Regions from separate parts of the Homo sapiens genome. Here region 1 is linked to region 2. The links are chromatin loops, found by intact Hi-C in ENCODE. Cell type or tissue: mammary epithelial cell. All regions are shown on one strand. Each heading gives the region's core, and the rest is flanking DNA. Links, peaks and the distances in the headings are about the cores only.

The links. A loop is a pair of places that touch in the nucleus more often than their neighbours do. Peaks named below come from ENCODE experiments on the same cell type or tissue, not always from the same donor. Only the 100,000 strongest peaks of a DNase experiment are listed, where the experiment ranks them.
Region 1: it touches region 2 in a loop (24-fold over the local background); 4 of 110 quality-filtered maps call a loop at or near these places.

What each region holds. Positions count from the first base shown.
Region 1 is chr6:9,846,115-9,856,551 of GRCh38, reverse strand. It overlaps the pseudogene OFCC1. Among named protein-coding and RNA genes, the nearest start is that of TFAP2A-AS2, 550 kb to the left of the region's middle. In mammary epithelial cell, for the core only: a CTCF peak has its summit at 4,338 (motif pointing right); a DNase peak (open chromatin) is centred at 4,411; H3K27ac peaks cover 618 bases.
Region 2 is chr6:9,246,949-9,257,385 of GRCh38, reverse strand. No RefSeq gene overlaps it. Among named protein-coding and RNA genes, the nearest start is that of HULC, 600 kb to the right of the region's middle. In mammary epithelial cell, for the core only: a CTCF peak has its summit at 6,430 (motif pointing left); a DNase peak (open chromatin) is centred at 6,385.

The DNA.
Region 1 (10,437 bases), core at 2,275-7,274, 600 kb before region 2:
GAATCGCTTGAACCCGGGAAGCGGAGGTTGCAGTGGGCCGAGATCGTGCCACAGCACTCCAGCCTGGGCAACAAGAGCAAAACTCCACCAAAAAAATAAAATAAAATAATCAAAGTTGCTGAATTGCTGCAATCTCATGGTCAAACTTGAATGGATAAGGAGTTGCTTCTTAGGAATGAGCAAAGAATAGTTTCTTGAGATCGAATCTACTCCCGATGAAGATTCTGTGAACATTGTTGAAATGATAACAAAACATTTAGAATATTACATAAATTGAGTTAATGAGTTAATTTTAAAATGAAACATGTATACAGATGAGTTGTGAATTTTAGCTCTTGTGTGACCTATTGGGCTGGATGAGTATTATTGTTTCATCTTTATTCATTCTCAGTATACCACCTTGTGTGGCTAAGACAGCAGAGGCACTACAGATTTGGTTCCTAGAAGGGAATATTTGGTCTTAGGAGGCTGCCCTAATATTTCTAGATCTGAGACGGATGTGAACTCACAAGGAAAATAAGAAAGCAATTGTTCAATTATTTTTTAGATAAAATAATTGAAGACATTAAAGCCTATTGTTTCCAAAAATGTAAACCAGACAAATGGACTTTCTGCCATGTAATGAGAACATGAAAAAAAAAATTACCAAGTTTTAAAATAGCATACTCTACTTGATTGGGAATCCTGCTACATTATGTTCCAATTGTGTGATCTCAAGCAAACTCACCCCTCTGGAGTTCAGTATTTATATCTATAAAATAACAGGAATGATACCTGCCTTTCTTATGTCACAAAAATGTTAAAGACAAATTTGAGTCTGTGGTTTTACATCAAATGGGATTATCATATATGGAGTTGAAACCAAAAGAATGCATTACAGTGCATTTTACATGCTAATTTTGCTTTAATACCTTCATTTGAGTTTATTCAAATACACCTGCCCAAGTATGTAAAGTCTGAGGAAATGTGAGGGTTGATGGGAAAACAGAAGACTGTATAATAAATTAATGGGTAGCCCTTCATAATTACGTAAATTGGAATAAAACCTCATTCAATGTCCTAGAGAAACATTAATTAAGAAGTGGAAACTAAAGTTTGACGGACAGTCAAAAATATGTAGTACATTTTGGAATATATTTTCTTTTTATGAAATGAGTGGTGAAAGCTTAAAATTAGGTATGTAAAACCAGGGAGAAATGATAAAGCAGAAATACAATAAGGTCAGAGATACAGAACTAAGGCATACTATTGCATCCAGTGTTGACTTATTTTTTTATAGGGTGGATGCCCCATGTAATGATTGCCTTCCTGAAGTTAAGAGAAATTATAACATTAGAGTCATCCAGGACCTTTTGAAATTCTCCTCAGGGCCAGTTTCGGTCGGCTTATTTTTCTCAAGTTTATATTCCATCTTTGCTTAGTACCCATTGCATTGTCAAATGGTAGACAGACAATGAAATTGTAAATGAATGAACAAATGAATGCTTTAGGTTGCTAAAATTCACATGTGATTTCCTTATTCTCATTTATGTTTCAAATATCCTGTACTTCCATCATGTTGTTAGCTTACGTTGCATAAACTTGATTGTATAGTTGCATTATAGCGTCAATGAGCTATGTATTTTAGTGTGGTATTTTTGGTGGCAAATATCATTCTTCCATTTCCATGTTTAGCACTCCCTTTAGGATCTCTCATAAGGCAGGTCTAGCGGCAAGAAATTCCCTTAATGTTCGATTGCCTGAAAAGCAATTTACTTCTTTGCTTAAGAGTGTTTGGTGGGCTATAATTCTTTTCTGGAATTTATTCTCTGTAAGGATGCTATAAATGGGCCCCCAGATCTCTTCTGGCTTGTAAGGTTTCTGCTGAAAGGTCTACTGTTTGCCTGATTGGGTTCTCTTTGTAAATAACCTGTCCCTTCTCTCTGGCTGCTTTAAAGATCTTTTCCTTTCATATTGATCTTGGAGAATCTGATGACAATGTGTCTTGAGGATGGTCATCTTACGTAGTATCTCACAAGGGTTCTCTGAGTTTATTGAATTTGCATGTCAACCTCTCCAGCAAAATTGGTAAAATGAAGTCAAGTTATTAGTTTCCACGCACTTCTATAGATTTTTTTTAGTTTTTAAAGCTTTATGTGTACATAGTAGGTGTATATGTTTATAGAGTATGTGAGATATTTTGATACAGGCATGCAATGTGTAATAACCACAACAGGGTAAATGGGATATCCATCACCTCAAGCTTTGTGTAAATTTTGACAGTTCCTCTTAGTATTGATTTCTAATTTTACTCTACTATGGCCTGGGAAGATACTGGAGATGCTTTTGATATTTTTTTAAAATTTAATGAGCATTGTTTTATGGCTAAGCATATGATTAATTTGGAGAATGTTCCACATGCAGATGAGAAAAGTGTGTATTCTGGAGTTGTTGGTTAGAATGTTCAGTAAATGTCTACTAGGTCTAGAGTCCAGTTGAAGTCCAGAGTTTCCTTGTTGACTTTTTGTTGCACACTGTGAAGTGGAGTGTTAAAGTCCCCTACTAGTGCTTCAGTGCCAATCTCTTTTCTTAGGTCTAGTAGTATTTGTTTTATGAATTTCAGTGATTGTTGTTGGGTGCATATATATTTAAGATATTTAAATCTTATCATATTGAACCCTTTATCACTATATAATGCCCTTCTTTATCTTTTTTTTTTAACTGTTGTTGGTTTAAAGTCTGTTTTTATCTGATGTAAAAATAGCTATTTCTGCTTGCTTTTGTTTTCCATTTGTGTGATGTATCTTTTTCCACCTCTTTACTTTGAATTTGTAAATGTCTGTTGTAGGCAGTAGATGGTTGGATCTTGTTTTTTGATCCAATTTGCTAGCCTGCATCTTTTAAGTGCAGTTTTTGGACTATTTATGTTCAACATGAATATTGATATGTGAGACTTTGTTTCTTTCACAGTATTGTTAGTGAGTTTCCTTGGAGTCTCAATTTTGTAACTGTTTTATAGGATTTGTGATATGTCTATTTACATGTGCTTTTTCTTCATGGTGAGTATCATCGTTTCATTTTTTTGTTTAAAACTCCTTTGAGCATTTCTTACAGAGCTGGTCTAGTGGTGATGAATTCTATCATCTTTTGCTTGTCTGAGAAAAAGTTTATTTCTCCTTATTTATGAAGGTTAGTTTGGTGGGATGTAAAATTCTTGGCCGGCAGTTTTTCTCCTTAACAAGGCTAAAAATAGGCCCCCATCCTTTTCTGGCTTGTAAGGTTTCTGCTGAGAAGTTCACTGTTGGTCTTGTGAGATTCTCTTTATAGATTATTTGACACTTATGTCTAGCTGCCTTTAAGATTTGCTCTTTTATTTTGACCTTGGATAGCCTGATGTCTATATGCCTTGGTGATGTTCATTTTGTATAGTGTCTTAAAGTATTCTCTGAATTTCTTGTTTCTGGGTGTCTACATCTGTAGTACAATCAGGGAAATTTTTCTGAATTATTATCTCAAACATGTTTTCCAAGTTGGTTTCTTTTTCTTCTTTTCCTCAGGAATGCCTATAAGTCACATTTGGTTGCTCTCAATAATCTCATATTTCTTAAAAGCTTTGTTTTTCTTTCGACATTCTTTTTTCTTTATTTTATCTGTCTGGGTTAATTAGAAAGACTGTTCTTCAAGCTCTGAAATTCTTTTTTCTGGTTGGTATAATCTATTATTAAAGCTTTCAACTGTGTTTTGAAATTCCTTCAGTAAATTTTTCATTTCCAGAAATTGTGTTGTGTTTTTTAAAAAACATATCCAGCTTGTCTTTCAATTCCTGGTTTATTTTGGTGTTCCTTTGTATTACTTTTTAACTTTCTCTAGGATTTTACTGAACTTCTTTGCAATTTGTATCTTGAATTTTTTGCCTGTCATTTCAACGTTTTCATTTTGGTTAGGATCCATTGCTAGAGAGCTAGAGTGGCACTTTGGGGATGCCACAACATTTCGTTTCTTCATGGTGCTGGAGTTCTTGTTCTGGTTCCTTCTCTATATGTCAGTTCTTACTTTTGGATTTACTTACATTTGGGTGGGATTTTTTTTCTTCTCCTCTTGAGGCTATTACTGCTCCATCTGTTGCATAGGGTCTTTTGGTTTTGCTTCTATGTGCTTTTAGCAGGCTAAGGCACTGTATGAATTCCTTGGTTATAGACATCCTTAGTACAGTGGTTTTCTCAAGTATGTGTGGTCAGGCTTACTGTCTCCTATAGCAGTGGGTAGGTGGAGGTCTCAAGAGACTTATCTCATTCCCCAGCGGTGTTCACTTCTGTCAGCAGAAATTAAATTTGGTTGGGCAGTTCAACCTTCAGGCCAGGAGGTGGCACTTGCAGGTAAGAGCTGGCTGAGCGCTGTACAGTGATGTCAGCAGAAGTTGTGGTGAGTCATGCAGTTTGGCATCCATGCCATTAAGTGGGGCCTGTAGGTGAGATGCAGTTGCGGTGATGACTGGGATTTTTACTTGGCCTTTGTTGATGAGAGCAATACCAGGGTGTCCCTGGCAATGGACGAGACATGGGGCTCTCAGGGTTCTCGTTCTGCACTCTGCTGCCAAGGAGCTGGAGGGGGCAAAGCTAGGCAGGGCTAGCTAGGTGGAGCTGGATTGTGCAAGCCCATTACCAGGCTCTCTGAGTGCTGCACCCTTGAGGGGTTGTCGGGGAAGTCCTCAGGTCACTGGGACAACCCTCCAGGGAGGGATTGAGGCACTCCTTCTGCACCTGTCATGGAAAGAGGGGTGGCCATGGTTTTCAGCTCAGAAGGTAGGGGCCATAGGGCCTGTTCAGCTCTGCTCTGACACCTCTGCGCAGGTGGGTCTCTGTCACTGGCAACAGGCCTGACTTGTTAGGCTAGTTCCAAGCCGTCTGCACCCAGATCACCACACCGTCCCAAGCATCCCAGACCTCAAGGCTTCCTGTGGCAGAAACTGCAGCTTTCAGGCCACATCCTTCCTAGTCCAGTTTTGTGAAGGGAGCACCACTACACACTCTTCACTGTGCTTTGTCAGTGGGAGCTCCTCCCCACCTGGAGACAGTTCACAAATCTCTTCCCCATACCCACAGGTGGTGTGATTGGGTCCTGGGAAACTGGGACTGTGCCAGTAGTTTGTCCTTTGGCTCCTCAGGGTCAAACATTGGCTGTGATTTGGAGAGTAAATTCCTCCCAGGCTGCCAACAAACCACCCAGGCAGTGTGATGGAGGCTATGCCATGGGGACCGCATACCTCTCCTCCTCTGGGAATGACCAGACAGGCAGTCTGGTGAGGGCCTGGCAGGCATGGGGGCATGCAGTTCAGATGCACCTAGGTCCCACTGCAATGGCAGCCAGGCCTGTCTTGGGTGGGTGATCATCCCAGTCCCCACTCTCTCCCAGCTGGACAGACAGCAAGAGCTGCAGTCACCCAGGGCAGGATGCAGAGCCTTGGAGAGTAGGTGCCCAGACTCACCTTTTGCTGCAGTTGCCTCGCACCCTGAAGCCTTTTGGGTTCTCAGGGGTTCAAGTAATACCTCTACATATTCTCCAGGTAATTCCCTCTGCCAGTCCAAAGGTCTGCAGGTTGTGGGAACACCTGTAACTAGGATCTCAGGAGTCTGTGGCAGGAATGTGGTATCCTGAGGTTCCTTCACTTGCTCCTTTATTGGGTCCAGTCTGGGTCTGGGGTCTGGTCCTGATGCCAGGCAGCACCAAGCAGGCAGTGCTGCTTCCTCCTTTTTCAACCACAGTGTCTACTGTCTCCTCTCTATTACATTTCAGTGTTCTCTCTCAAAAGATCTATTGGAAGTGTGAAGGAACTCCATATTTTCCTCTCCGTGGAAGAAGCAAATTCCAGCTTTATCTACGCAGCTTTAATTCTGATACATATTATCAAATTGCTTGTAGCTGTTTTAAATTAAGGCATTGCTGGAGGTTTTTAGAACTTAGAAAAAAGTCCTGAAGTTTGCAATTCTTACCTTGTCCTGAGACTTTCTCCAGTCAATAACACTCTATTTTAGACAAACTTTCTTTCGGTTAACCTCTTATCAAAAGCTATTGACAATTAGAACTTTTCCTTTTCCTTCTCCAGGCCAGACTCCAAACATCTAGGAATGAAAAATGCCCATGGGCATAAGTGTCCTGAACATTCTTATGGATTTGGGTAAACATACTTCCTTTCATCTGGTGGGAATGCAACTATTTAAGTTTTTCCAAGGCTTTATTGCAATTTATTCTTTAGCTTGATGCTTATCAGATTAACTCTTCAATCTAAGTTACTGTATGAGTGTTGTTAACCATATAACACAGAGGCTATATTTAACGAGAATTATTTCATAAGGTTTCACCCTTCAAAGGAAAAAATCTAGTCTTGCCTGTGATATAAACTTTGGATTTTTATTTCAATCATGTATACACATTTTCAATCATTGTAGTAGTTATTAATTATACCACATGTGTATCCTTGATATATATTGGATTGCTAAGTATAAAATTTCCTATTACCTGTGTACTTAAATGTGTGATTTTTTTGAAAATGGAGAGAAAATTAACATATTTAAATGAAAAAATAAAAAAGTTTAAATGACAAAGGAGAGCATTTCTACATAGAAATTCAGAATCTCATATATTGTTATACAATATTTTACTGAAATATGTTGTTTACATTGCTTAGTAGCATGGTTCATGCATGTTTTTAGTTTTAACAAGAAAATTAAAGAATTGACATTGAATTCAAAGACAATTTTAATATTGCTGTTTTGATATTTACTGAGGCTTAATAAATTTGATAGGAATTCCAACAAAGAGATAATTTTCCATATAGGGTTAGGTTATTTTTATTTCTAAATAAGTAATTGCAGTGTGGGAATGATTTCCTGTATGTTTGCACACAAACCATTGTTTTTGAATAGAGTTGGTTCAAATTATCTAAAATATAATCAGAATATGAAACTCAGAACTCATTAATATAGGGGTTAGGTACAGTGCTCTGGAGGTCAGCTCTCTAGGCCTGAGGTCCCCTTGCTTTTGCCATTTCCTTGCTTGTAAAATGGAGACAATAATAGTATCTACCTGAAAGGTTAATGTGAGGATTCTGTGGATTGGTGCATATAAAGTCCTTAGATTAATACCTGGCACATTAGAGGTAGTCAGTGAATATTTGCTAGAATTATGTCCTTTATTTTTTTCCTTCTCCCCTATACTAGCCATTACCACAAGCAAGAAGATCATGAGTATGAATATTAATATCCAAGTGAAATATTCAATAGTAGATAAAATGAAAAATAGCAACCACCCAGTTTGTAGAACTTAATCTGTTCTTTGATGACTTTTGCTGCTTGTCCAAAAGAGAGTTAAGGAAACAAAAATAGGATTTATAGCTATTTATGGGAAAATGACAAAACATTTGGAGGGATTGTTTTGTCTCTTTTGAAGAAAGAAGCCTCTGGAACAATCTTGCACTCTCCGTGTCATTTCTTCATATTGCTGTTAGAAAAGGTGATCCAGGCTGGAGAAATCTAGACAGGTAATTTTGGAAAACAATATTTAACTTCTTCAGTGATAGCCAGGAATCTTTTGAATTTTGTTTGAATGTTACATGAATAAGTAGAACATTACTATCTTAATTTCTGGTTGATCAACAATATTTACTGGTAATTTTTGCCAAATTGTTTTCTTTGTATTCCCCAGTTACAGTCAACCATCACTTATTTAGATTGATAGGATCTGGTGGAAAGTTCAGGCTGCAAAGTATTCCAAAGTAAATTTTTATATAACAAAAGAATTACTTTTATATAAAAGCAGAACTATGACTAAAGCTGCATGAAATAATTATTACATAGTAAAGTTTGTGATAAAATCTTCCTTAATGAAGAGATACATTTTAGTTAGTTCACTAAGAATTGATGCTTCTCAAATACTTGAGAAGATTTGCACATAGTTGGCTTGGTGAAGGAGTTCATTCTCTTTGTAAAGCATGCTTGCTCTGTTTGATCCTTTTTGGAAAATGGTACAAAGGGAAATGACATAAGATTTAATAAGATTTTACCATCTAGCCCTTTCTATTTGTTTCCAAAGGGCCATATACATCCACTGATTTAACCTTTAATTGTTTTCACAAGGGGACTTTTTATGACCTAGTCATAGAAAATATAGGGGGGTCAAGTAAGTGAAAAAAAAACCACAAAAAACCTGTTACCCTGTGAATGTATGTTCTAGGAAGGCAATAAATGACTACATGAAAGACCAGTCACACTGAGTAAGAGCTGAATCACAGAGAGTCAACTCTAGTTTCTACCACGTACTGTAACCTTGGGCAAATGCCTTAAGGTCTGTAAGCCTCCATACTTATGTATGAAATAATTATGACACTAAAGCATATACATCATTGGGTTTTTGTGGGGATTAAATAATGTAACACAGACAAACAAATAAATAATATAATGCATACAAATGTGCTTAGAGGTGTCTTACAGAGTGATTTCATTAATTTCCAACACCTAATTCTTGCTGGTGATAGCCAAAGGCTCTGATCTTTCCTCCTAGAACCTTGTGTCTCATTCCTACTTACCACTTCATTTGAGTATCTCAAAAACACCTCAAATTTAACACGTCCAATTGGGGTGCTTAAATTTTGCCTCTCAAAACCCTGTTCATTACTTACCCTATCTTTCCCATCTCAGAAAATGTGTTAGCCCTTTTTTGTGGATATGTGTAGAGCCTTCTATTCGACCTATTTCATCTTTTGCTGTGGAGTAGTAAGCTGTCATCCTGTGAGTAAACTGTAGAGAGGCCCACGTGATAAGGAACCAAAGCCTCTAGCCAATAGTAAACCACAAACTGAGGCCTTCCAACAAACACGTGTCTCAGCCAGGAAACAGATTCTGCCGCCTCATTTGACCCCTGACCTGGCTTCCCACCCAGCTAATAGCTTGATTGCAGATTCATGAGAGACCCTGAGCCAGGAAAACACAGCTAAGTGGCTTTTGAATTTCTGACCTCCAGAAATTGTGTAAGATAGTAAACATTTGTTGTTTTAACTGTCTAGTTTTTGGAGAAATGTGTTATAAAGTGATAAATTACTAATGCAGATTTTGGTACCTGGAGGTGGAGTGTTACCATAACAGAACCTGAAACATGAGGGTGACATTGAAGCTGCACAGTGGGTTTTGAGGAGAGTGTTAGGCTTCTAGTACTTGAAGAAGATATGTCTAGAAACCTTATGGTCTTCAAGAAATGGCGTGAGGGCTTGTAAGAAAGTGAGGAAAATCTCAATGGGAAACGGAAGAGGGGAAATCTTTTTATGGAGTGTCAGAGTGTTTAGCAACACTGCTGTTTGCAGTTATGTGAAAAGTAGAAAATGTGCCTAATAAACCAGATGATCTAGCTAGAGAGATCCCTGACCACAGAATCTCAAGTGCTGCCTGGTTTCTTCTTGAGGCTTATAGCAAAATGTGAGAGAAGAGAGAGAAACTGAAGAAAGGACTGATAAAATGAGTCATGACTTTACAGTTTTAAGAATTCTCAGCCTCCCAAGATAGCGAACAATGCTCAAAGGAAGAAATGGCTTCTGAGCAAAGATCACATGCCAGGAAAATATGGTTCATGGATGAAGCTGAGAGCAGCACAGTCAAATCTTTTAAGACCTCAGAAATATCAAAGGTGGTGCCTCAGAATTGTATTCACTGAGACTCTAGTCACTCTACAGAGATGAAGGGTTGCCTCACAGTTCCTCCTCAATCAAGCAGTAGGATTTCTAGGGACCTTAAGGGCATTGACCTTCATCCTGTTGGTGGGAGCCCCAAGACTTGTCTTCTTTTGAAAAGATTTATAAATTTGACTTTTGTCTAATATAGTAGACTCCAATAAGATTCATAGGAGACCCACAAAATTTTTAAAAGAATTATACAAGCAGAAAAATCATGTATTTGGACTAAAAGGGACACAGAGAAAACAAGATGAAAAGAGGTCTTTGGACCTTTAAATTCTATGGCAGAAAGCAGGTTAAGAAAATGACTTAGCTTCAAAGATGTGTTACCTTTCATGAAAAAAGAAAGATTCAGATGACAGAACCAAGAGTACAGAAGGTAGACTCAAGAGCTGTAGAGAATTATTCTCAGGCCTTGAGTCTTCATCAAAGAACCTTTGACATTTCCTTGTCTGGATTTCATAACTGCTATGAACCAGTGATCTCAGTCTGCTGTTATTCACAACTTTGTATCGCTCCCTCTTATGTTGAACCAGCATTGAACTGTGTGACCAAAGTACACAGCAGATTTCATGGTGTGTCATTTTGACATTAGGTTATTGAAGACTGCTGCTTCCATGTTGAGTGCATGCTCTCTCTCTCTCTGTACTCCCACCCCCATCATTCACTTTTACTGAATATGTTGATATTTGCTTGTATGTAACCCTACAGGATTATTATTAATAGTATTAGTAATAGTT
Region 2 (10,437 bases), core at 3,499-8,498:
TCGATCTGTCTGGGCAGCAGTAAACTTGTTTCTCAAGAAGATAATTAAAAATAATAGGAAAAATGCAATCTGTAGGAGTTACTATAGACACTTGTAGCCAAAATATAGAGTTATAGGGTATGATCATTAAATACACTTCTGAATAATGAAGGTGTGTTCCAAAACTCCTTTTTAATGTCTTTGGTTTTGAAACTTGCCCTGTCTTCCATGTCTCTACGTGTTCCCTCCTGCCTTGGTACAAGGGACAGGTAAGAGGAGTTTTGTGCCATCTGAGTAGCAGGTCACACAGCTAGTCTAAAATCACTTCAATCTGATTTATTGATATCGCTTAGTGTTATTGATCCAAAATAAATTGCTCCAAGTTCACATCTGCTAGATTAACATATTTCTCTACTGCTGTCAGCTAAAAATGTACTTTTATGTAAGCACCTGTACATTTTCCACGAAATACATTCATGTTCTTTCAGCACTTACATAGCATAAAGTAATATATTATTCACGCGTTCCTCCCTTCTACATTATGAGTCAATTCTATGTATTTTTATCTTCTGTTTCATCAGCGATTCCCTTGCATTTAAAAATGTTCGTGAACTGCAAACTACATAGTTTATTTTTCTTGCAAATTAGGAGTCCCTGCAAATGTTCTGCTTGAGGAAAAAACACCACCATTGGAATGAGCAGGAGAACTTAAACCAACTGGGACTTGACATATTAAATGTAAACATAGCTTAGGTAGATAGATAGATAGATATAGCAAATTACACCTTTCCTTGGTTAACACATCTAAAGTTCTTGAAGCTATGGTTTCAAAACCTATGATATTTTCTTCTTAAGTGCAGGAATGCTGGAAAATTAAAAACTTAAAAACTAGTGTGTGTACAATTTACTGGATACCAACAATCATGAAATTGTTTCTTTAGAATTCCAAGTATATATACATATATATATATGCGCACACATATAATTAAAATCTATTTTATTTGTCCATTTATTTATTTATGAAATAAATATTATGAATACAAAATTACTTTGAGGGAAAAGTACCTCTTTAGATACTGAAAGATAAATACTAAAATTAATCCCAACTCAACATATATAATTTTATGTATTATATTATTATTAATATGTATTATATTAGCTATATGGTTTATGTATAAAAGACCTTGCCAAGCTATTCAGATATTTACCTTATTAAATACTTATTTAAAATATTTAATAAATATTTTCTTAAATATATGTATTCATTTATATTATGAATTAGAGATAGAAGACATGTATGAACTTGTTTTTTCTTCCAGTTTAACAGAATACTAACCCATATTTCAGTTCTCCATATTGATAGCCAATACACACTAAAAACACACCAATTATCTAATGGGGCAATTGCATGGTTCCATAAGTTATCAAGAAGTAGCTTGGCAAGAGGAAAGAAGATTACAGATAGCCTCTGTAATTTTTTGTTTAGCAGCTTTGCACAAAGTTGTTTTGGGAACCTAGTTGATTAGTAGGTGGACATAAAAACATGATTTCACTAAAAGAAAATCCATGTCTCCTTTCAAATCTACTGATGTTTTCTGTAATTATAGAATAGAAGCTTTTTTATTTGTGAAGCCAATATTTTGGAAGGGTATGATTAAATCAGGAGAAGCAGGTCTATATTAACGAACACTGGGGTTTTCTATCTTCTATTCTTTCCTTTCCTTTTCTTTTCTTTTTATTCCTTTTCTTTCATTTGTTCTCCTTTCTTTCTTTTTTCTTTTTACTTCTCCTAGACAGGCAAATTCAAAGAGCATCAGTAGCTAACAAGTTCCCAAATACTCTACAAGTAGTCAGTACTAATGATTACACTACCAAGATTCCAGTGATTTAGTGGTTCATTGCTAATCTCACTCTTACACTCTCTACATGGCTTAGTTCCATCCCATGACTTGAGTTACTCTTTCATCCAATGACAGCACCACTCACTGCATTATGTTGCCAATTACAGCAGAATTTTATAGCTGAGATAAAAGCCAAAACTTTCTAGTTTAGATCTCAAATTTTCCTAGTCCACAATTGTGGTTCTGAGAGAGTAAAAAAAGTTTGAAGGTGGAATGAGAATACATTTTGATGATTTCAATGTCTGAAGTGATGAAGTTTTGAAGCTCTGTTGTGTCTCCTACTATCTGTGACACTCCGGATGTGTTTCTAAAGTTCTCTAAACCTCAGTGACTCTATGCGAATAAAAGAAAATCATGGAGGGGGGATAAAGTATCTGACACACGATGGATCAGCAAATGTGTGGCTATTATAATTTTTAATCGAAAGGGCTATGTTCCTATGAAGTGACAGAATTGTGATAATTCAGGCTTCTTGACTTTTTAGTACATAATTCTTTCATTATTCCATATTCTCTCATATTTGTCTGGAAGTAGGGAATCCTGTAATAATGTACACTTGCAATTGCCAAATGAGAGGTGTAGTTTTGGTTCACGGCAAGCCTCAAAAATACTAGCATATAAAAATATTTTAATATGTTTATTAGGGAACGCCAACAGATACAGATTTTAAAAATGTGAAGACAGCTTACAAAGTAACATATAAAAATATGGGGAAAATATTATAATTTATTTCAATACTGCAGATTTGAAAATACTTTGTGAATAATGTTTGCACTAAGAAGAATTTCTTTAAATTAGCAACTGGATTTTCTTGCATTTTTAAAGCAGTATTTCCTTAAGAAAAAAGCAGGCTTAGTTTCTCTGTGACACAGAAAATTCCTATCATTTTCACTTTGTTCCAAAATTATATTAATGGAGTTTTTGTCATGGGAATAAATTAAAATGGGGCATACCGCATGTGGAACGTGATGGTATTTCTGCAGCATGCGATTTACAAGAAAACAATCTCATTTAGATCATATCACTGACCGCGTGGCCGACACGGGGGACCACCTGGGGCCCATGTGGAACCTCTCCACGCAAATGGGTTCATTCAGTAAGAAACATGTGATTTTTAAGAGATTTCATTTAGAATTCTTCAGAACAAGTTTATGAAAGGATCACTTATATTTAGATTAGAATGGGCTATTTCTTGCAGCTGTGCAAATTTCACATTGTATTTAAGTCCTGGAGATTTCTGACAGAAACGTAAGTTGAATGACAGTGACAGAGAAAGAGGCACCTTAGCAAAAAGAGCCGAAATCATGACCTTTACATTTAAAAATATCTAAGTTTTAGGACCTTCCTGCATAACCCTGCTGCTCTTAGATGTGTGACTTTCCAATATAAAGAATAAAATATACCATTATATAAAGCTTTCATGATCGTGCCCTTTTATCATCAATTTTAATCTACTTGTAAACTAACAAGAGCAATAAGAATGTATCTAAAAACAAATCACAGAATCAAACAAACCAAATTCAGATACAATAATATGCTGGCAATATTAAAATATCAGAATTGGCATCGAAGTATTTATTTATTTTTAAGGAACTTATAAATGTAAAAAGAGTAGGACATACATTTTTGAAATGTTTCTAGGATTTGGAAGATTGCTTTAGTTTTTATTGTAGGCACTTTCCCATAGCAATTCAAATTGTGCTCTAAATCTACATACATCAAACCAAAACATATCCAAAAAAAAAAAAAAAACTGGCCTATGCAATGCACCCATAAATTAGAATCTCCCAAAATGTGTCTTCTCTCAGGATACTAAGGACAAGGATAGTGAGTAAACCAAAGAAACTTTTTTTTCTGTATAGTATTTAATTAAATCAACTGGAAAATGTTGGTAATGAAAAAGTTTTGAAATCACTTATTTATCATTTATTATAAATTCCTAAATACATTATAGAAGTGATGGATTGTACATTGGAAGAAAGAAAGAAGGAAAGAGCACATGATAAAGAAAATTTTGAGTAGCATTACTGTATTCAACAAGTTTCAAGCTGATTGTTTCTCTGGCTTGTGAAATTTATGCTTTTAGCTTATAATGTTCCAAAGGAAATAAAACCACCCACTGGATGTAAGTCAATATCATTATCTCTTCCATTTTTCTGTTTTGCCATCCAAGTTTTTTTTTTTAATTCACAATTTTACAAAATAAAAAGAGAGTCTTTAAGGCCCAACAATCAGGAGACCCTCAAGAGTACAGAAGAGCTGAAGAGGAGGCCAAAGGGAGGTGGAGAAGGGAAGATATAACACATTCTCAGGATAAATCTGCTAGGAAATCTCACAAGTAAGGCATTCAGCCAACTGCCATATGCCCTGACAAAGATACCAACAGCAGCAGTGAGCCCAGGGAGCTGTTTTATCATTAGCCCCTCACCCAGCAGTGGTAGAAACTCATTTAGCCCCATGCTGGACTTTCATTAGGCCAGACTCGCATCAGATGGTCCCATGCTTTGGCTCAGGAGCGGTGTGGCCCTTTATTGGGGGAGGCAGCCACATCTCAGCTCAGCAGGGAGCCCAGATTGGAGTGTTCCTCGCTGACAGATGCCAGGGCCTCAGCGGAGGACCCAGTGGCCAAGGGAGCCTGATGCAAAGCTATCTTTTATGTTGGCATTTTGTGGGCCAAAGCCTATGGAAAAGGAAAAATAATAATCCTAAAGCTTTCAAGTTTGTCTTTAACCTGACTTCCACTGAAAATAAGATAGAGTGAAAAAGAAAATCCACAAAGCTGAAAGCAAAGAGAAAATGCCAAAAATCTTCACTTGGAATCACAACAAAGAGCTGAGCTGACACTGACAATCGTTTGTTGTTTTTTTTTTTCCTCCGGACTGTAATAAAAAGTCAACGAAGCAAGGGATGTCAATATATTCTAATAACAAAGATGTGAAATTTTAGAGGGCCCTTTTCCTTCTTCTTCATAGGGAAGCTTTAAAATATGCAGAAAGAGAGAGCAAGTATCCAAGTCTAATAGATGCATATAGGAAAGATATGTTTCTTAAAAAAAAACAAAAACTAAAACTTACATCATAGCAGTGATACACACTGTGGTTTTGGGGAGAAAGGAATTTAAAAATTCAATTTGTGTTTATTTCTTCTAAATTTATAATTCCATCAAGAATTATAGACAAAAGAAGAAAGCCAGCTGATGCTTTTTTTCTATCAGCCTTTTTCAGGAGGAAAAAATTGTGTTCAATATTTTAATCCCTGATCGTTTAAAAAATTATATTACTATGCTTTATTATCTGAAAGCTTTTTAGAACTATATAAGAACCCAAAATGTATCTTTCTGTTCATTTTTTAGGTGTCCATGAATTATAGAATAAACAACAGATGATCTAGGAGAAACAGAAAGCATTTTTATTCTTTTATTTCATGCATTTAATTGGGTTGTTTTTATACCAATTACAAATGCCATTACTTTATATATAAAGTTTTCATATCAATATGATATACTAAAGAATACTTTTTAAATGCAAGTTATATTTACTAACTCTTCTGAAAATGTGTATTTCAATTTATATAAAAGCAGCAGATTGAAAGGCAAAGAAAAGCAGAATGAACCCTCCTAATATACAGTATTTTCTATGGAAATTTATTTATTGTATATTTAGAAGATTTCAATAAAACATTAGCAAATTACATAACAATCTAAAATACCTGTGATATTCTGAACTCTGAATGTTGGTTGACAGATCAGGAAAAAAAATACTAGTCAGTTTCTCATCTTTTCAAAGATGAGTCTCTAGTTATTGTAAAGTATTCTAGTCTCCTTCTTCATCTTCTCTTGGATGAAGTTTGCAGATATCTTTAGGTCAATGGACCATAGGGAGCTTTCTTGGTGCAGTGAAGCCCTTTATAGTACATTTCTCTCCAGGCATCTCTATTCCTGTTTGTCAATGACATGTGGCTTATCATCCACTTAATCATCCTGGTTTATGTCAATTTACAGGCATGTTAGGGAGCCTCACTGCAGATGGTTTCTTTTACTGAATTTTTAAAAATGAACTTTTGGTATTTCTGTATACTCTTTTATTTTATTTAAATAGTAATATTATTTGAAAGAGAAAATCTTTTTGTTTACTAAGAACTAATGGTGCAAAAATATTGCAAAATTCTTTTTAAAAGAAAACAGACAATAAGCAACTATAGACCAATAACCCAAACAAAAAATAAATAAGAAGCTGAAATTATTGCAGTATCATTGACATTTTGAGACTGGCTCTCTCTGGCTTTTAATTTTAGAAGTAGAGCTAGTGTAGGTATGTATGAAGGTGTGTGTGTGCGTGTGTGTGTGTGTGTGAAAATAATTACCAGTGACCTACAGTAACAGTCCTTCCCGCCTAGATGTTTCAGCTGCATTTGACGTCGTTATTGCCTGAGACAACAGTCTGGCTGCGATGTTAACAAACTGGGCCAAGCCTCTTTGATGCACCACAGGTATTAGAAAGTTGAGCACTCACGTAAGCCCTCGAGCAGGTGGGCTGTGTTGAAGCGCCACCTACTGAAACATCGTGTTTCCCAATCCTGCATTCCCAAAGTTGTCATTTACTACAGCATTGGCAAAACTGGTTCAGGGGAAAAAATTCCAGTACAAATGAAATCCTATTTTTGGCAAGCAGGACTCTATAAGTGTGTCAGCTTCCAACTTTACTGATTACAGCAGTTTGTCTATGCTGATGCATTTTTGATCTCTCTTTTCTAAGTAAGAATATAGACCAAAAGGAATACCAGCTTGCATGTTCATAAATTGGGTCATTGATGAGTGTAGGAAAAGAAGGGAGAGGAAGGAAGAGGACCGGGCAGTGTTCAATGCAATTTACACATTTGCAAGATTTTTTTTCATAATAAAATAGATCTGAGTAAAAAATGTCATACAATCTCATACACTCACACGTGCACCTACATAAATCTCTAACGGATTATATTCATCCTAAGGGAGGTGATTAAAATAACACCCAAATTGACATCTGTATGCACATTCCCCTATTGTTGCCAACCTACTCTCTATTATTAAAAAAAAAAAAAGAAAAAAGTGTTCAGGAGGAACTGAATATTCTATCTCACTTTATAAGTGAGAATAAGAATGCTGTCCAGCCACATTGCAAGAGGTAACACTAGCTCATGACAGACAGGACAAGCTTTAATAACTGATCTTGAGATTGGTTGAGATGTTGTTAGGTTTTAAAACAGAATGGCATGTTACATATCATGGACATTGAGAAAACAAAATGATTTTCTTTCTAAAACAATTTCTTAAAAATATAATGTAGCGTTTCTTCTACATAGCAGGCTTGCCCTTGGTGGGGAAAGCCATTTATGGTGACAGCATAAGGATTTCTATTTGTAGAATTTAGGGGAAGAGATTATTGGGTTTTTCGACTCCATTTTTAAAGTTATTCAAGTAGTAAATCCATTCTTCATGGAAATATAGACTATTTAAATAATATACCAAAGGCTAATTCTGACAGTGCTAATATAATTTTCTGAATCAAGGTCATTTGTTTTACACACACACACACATATATATATACACATATAAACTATATATATAAACTATACATATAAACTATATATATAAACTATATATATAAAGTATATATGGTGCAAAAATATTGCAAAATTCTTTTTAAAAGAAAACAAATAGACATGCATAGAAGCAACTATAAACCAATAACCCAAACAAAAAATAATATATGTAATTTATATATATATTTATTTATTTATTTAAACAATGAAAGTAAAAGTTCCCAGGCCTGATATATTCTTAAAGTTCTCTTTGGTAAATATATATTTGTATGCTATAAATAAGAGCTGTGCAGAAGTCTATATAAGTAGAAAAGTCATTTATATACTTAACTACTGTAGCAACACATTTACATAGGCTCCCTCTAAGACTGCAATGTTTTATTACGTTGACTTTTAGACTCATAAACTTCCAAAGGTAATACCCCCTATAACACTTATCTTTTTCCAAAACAACCACTGGCCTTTCATTACATAGAAAGCTTAATTGTCAAAGTCACAATTAAATCCTATTAAGGGATTGGTTTAAAGCCACAAAGGAGTAAAACAAATTTGAGAAAGCGGCTTAATCCTCTTCCTCAACTATGAACCATTAGGCATTGTGTTTTTAATGTAAAAAGAACTTGGAATTTAGATCCAAAATAGTTATTCACATATAATATTTTAGGTATTGCTCTAATTTATTTTTAGGCCATTGTTCTTAGTCAGAATTAAAAGCTGCACCCTTGGGAATTATAACCCTGGCAAGAAGTGGGGCTGGCTTTTGTGGCCTCCACTAACTCATTTGATCAAAAAGAATGGGAATTCTTTCCCTATCATCCATAAAATGTGGGTCATAGTAACTACTTTTTCTCCCGGAAAAGCTATGGAAATAATAACCTTAAATCATCAAGATTTTCAAAGAGAGACATTATTTCAAAATCAAAATTTCAAAACTTTCCTGAAAATGCAAATTAAATTTTAAGCTTAATTAATCCAAATTTGTACGTGGAAATACATACCAACATGTATGCTAACATGCTCTTATAAAAAGGTCAGCCTCAGAAACAATTCTTTTACTAGTTTATGAAAAAGACCAACTTAGAACTGGTGCCAGAGTCAGCATTCCACATTATTAAAAAGCAAATTTAAGGATAGGGTTTATTACAGGCAAGTCTTCATTCTATGATGGAATTTTATTTTAAAGGTTTTTAAATATCTACCAGAATAGAAAAGGAAAATATGGGCATTAAACACCTGCAGCCCCGAAAAGCAGACCATTTCACTCAACAGAAAGAAAAGAATGAATCCACCTAAGAGGAAACTTTTTCTCACTTTATGGAAGCATGTGCTCTTCAAATCTGCCCTTGCAAAAGAGCATAGTGATCAAAATACGCACATGCTTCAGGTCGTAACAACTAACACCTAAAATAACAAAACACAGACGCACAAATAGAATCATGAACATATTGATAAAATGGATTAGACTTCATCATCTTCTACTGTGTCCCAAACAAAATATCACTCATTCATGAATTCAGCCCCAAGGCAGAATCTGAGTAAATAAATGGGCCTTGCCCCATGCTCCAGGGTCACCACACTCTGGTTTGGCTTGCTCAATGGAGAGCAAATTCCAAAGTGGAGAGCACTCTGCCTGATGACACCCAGTTTCAGCCTGAAGACTATTAGCAATCCAAGGTAGCTGGTGCTTTGAGGTCATACACCACAGACACGCAATTTGGAAATAAAATAAGTGCCTAAACCAGTCTATCTAGTAGATACGCGAGGGTGCATTTAGGTGGTTCTTTTCACCTTTAGACAATTATTTAAAATAAGAGTGCTTTCTTTACAAGTCTCAAAGTTGGCTTAATCTTTATACTTTGCTAAAAAATCAGTATGTAATCAAGTCCTCTAAGGAATGGTTCTAATTTAATGTATTCTGGATTTCATTTAAAGAAATCTGGAAGGACTTTCAAAGCACTGCAACTTTTTCAGAGCAAATGAAAAGTATGTCTTAAATGGTATTTGGCAGTTAACATCCCCCTAATGACACCATTGCTAAGTTGTTTGAAAACTATGATTCCCATTGTCTGGACAGAAGTGCCCACTTTTCTCTCTAAGAATGTCCTATTAAGTTTAGTGAAACAATGCTAGGACTTAAGTCCATGGTGTGCAATGTGGCCCAAGTATTAAGCATTCAAGAACGCACAGAAAATACAGAGTAAGATGGCACAGATCAAACCTAATTATGTATGCATGCACATATTTTCTATATACAAAATAAATACTTAAAAGTTAATAACTAGAAAATAGCAAATGTCTTCTAGATATTTAAATCCAGAGATTTCTGATTAAAAATTTCATGTTGCATATATAACTGTATTACATGGTTTCTAAGCCTGGTGCACAGGCTGGATTATCCTATACTCTACTGGTTGAAGAATCTTGATATAAATAATTTTATTCTCATATTTTCCAGTCATGAAAATTTACATCTTATAATAAAATCATAAATATTTGTCTTCCAAGAGCAAACAGATTGCTCTCTATACATCTAATTTTTCCTATATTCTCTACCAATAAGATTTTAATAAGAAATATTACCACTTACTTACCCTCCCAAATACTTGCAAATTATTTTCTTTATAAAATTATAATATATATATATAGTTAATTAAAAACTGAGACTTCCATACCTACAAGTTAAGAAAAAAAAGTTCTGTAACTATTCAGACTATTACTCACTCAAAATACTGTATATATAAAAAGAAAAACATGTTGAAAAGTTGATAATTAACTCAAATAAAAATCAATGTGACATTCGTTTGTAGTTATTCATATCATTTTTCTAAACTTCAAAGCAGCAGCAGCATCTAAATGTTTGCCCAAAGTTCCCAATTTTGGCTTTAACTGTAGCTATTTAGCTTGTAAAGCACAACGCTGGCCTAATTTCCAAGCTTTAGACCTTATTAGTGAACAAATTTCTATATTTAGAACCTCATAT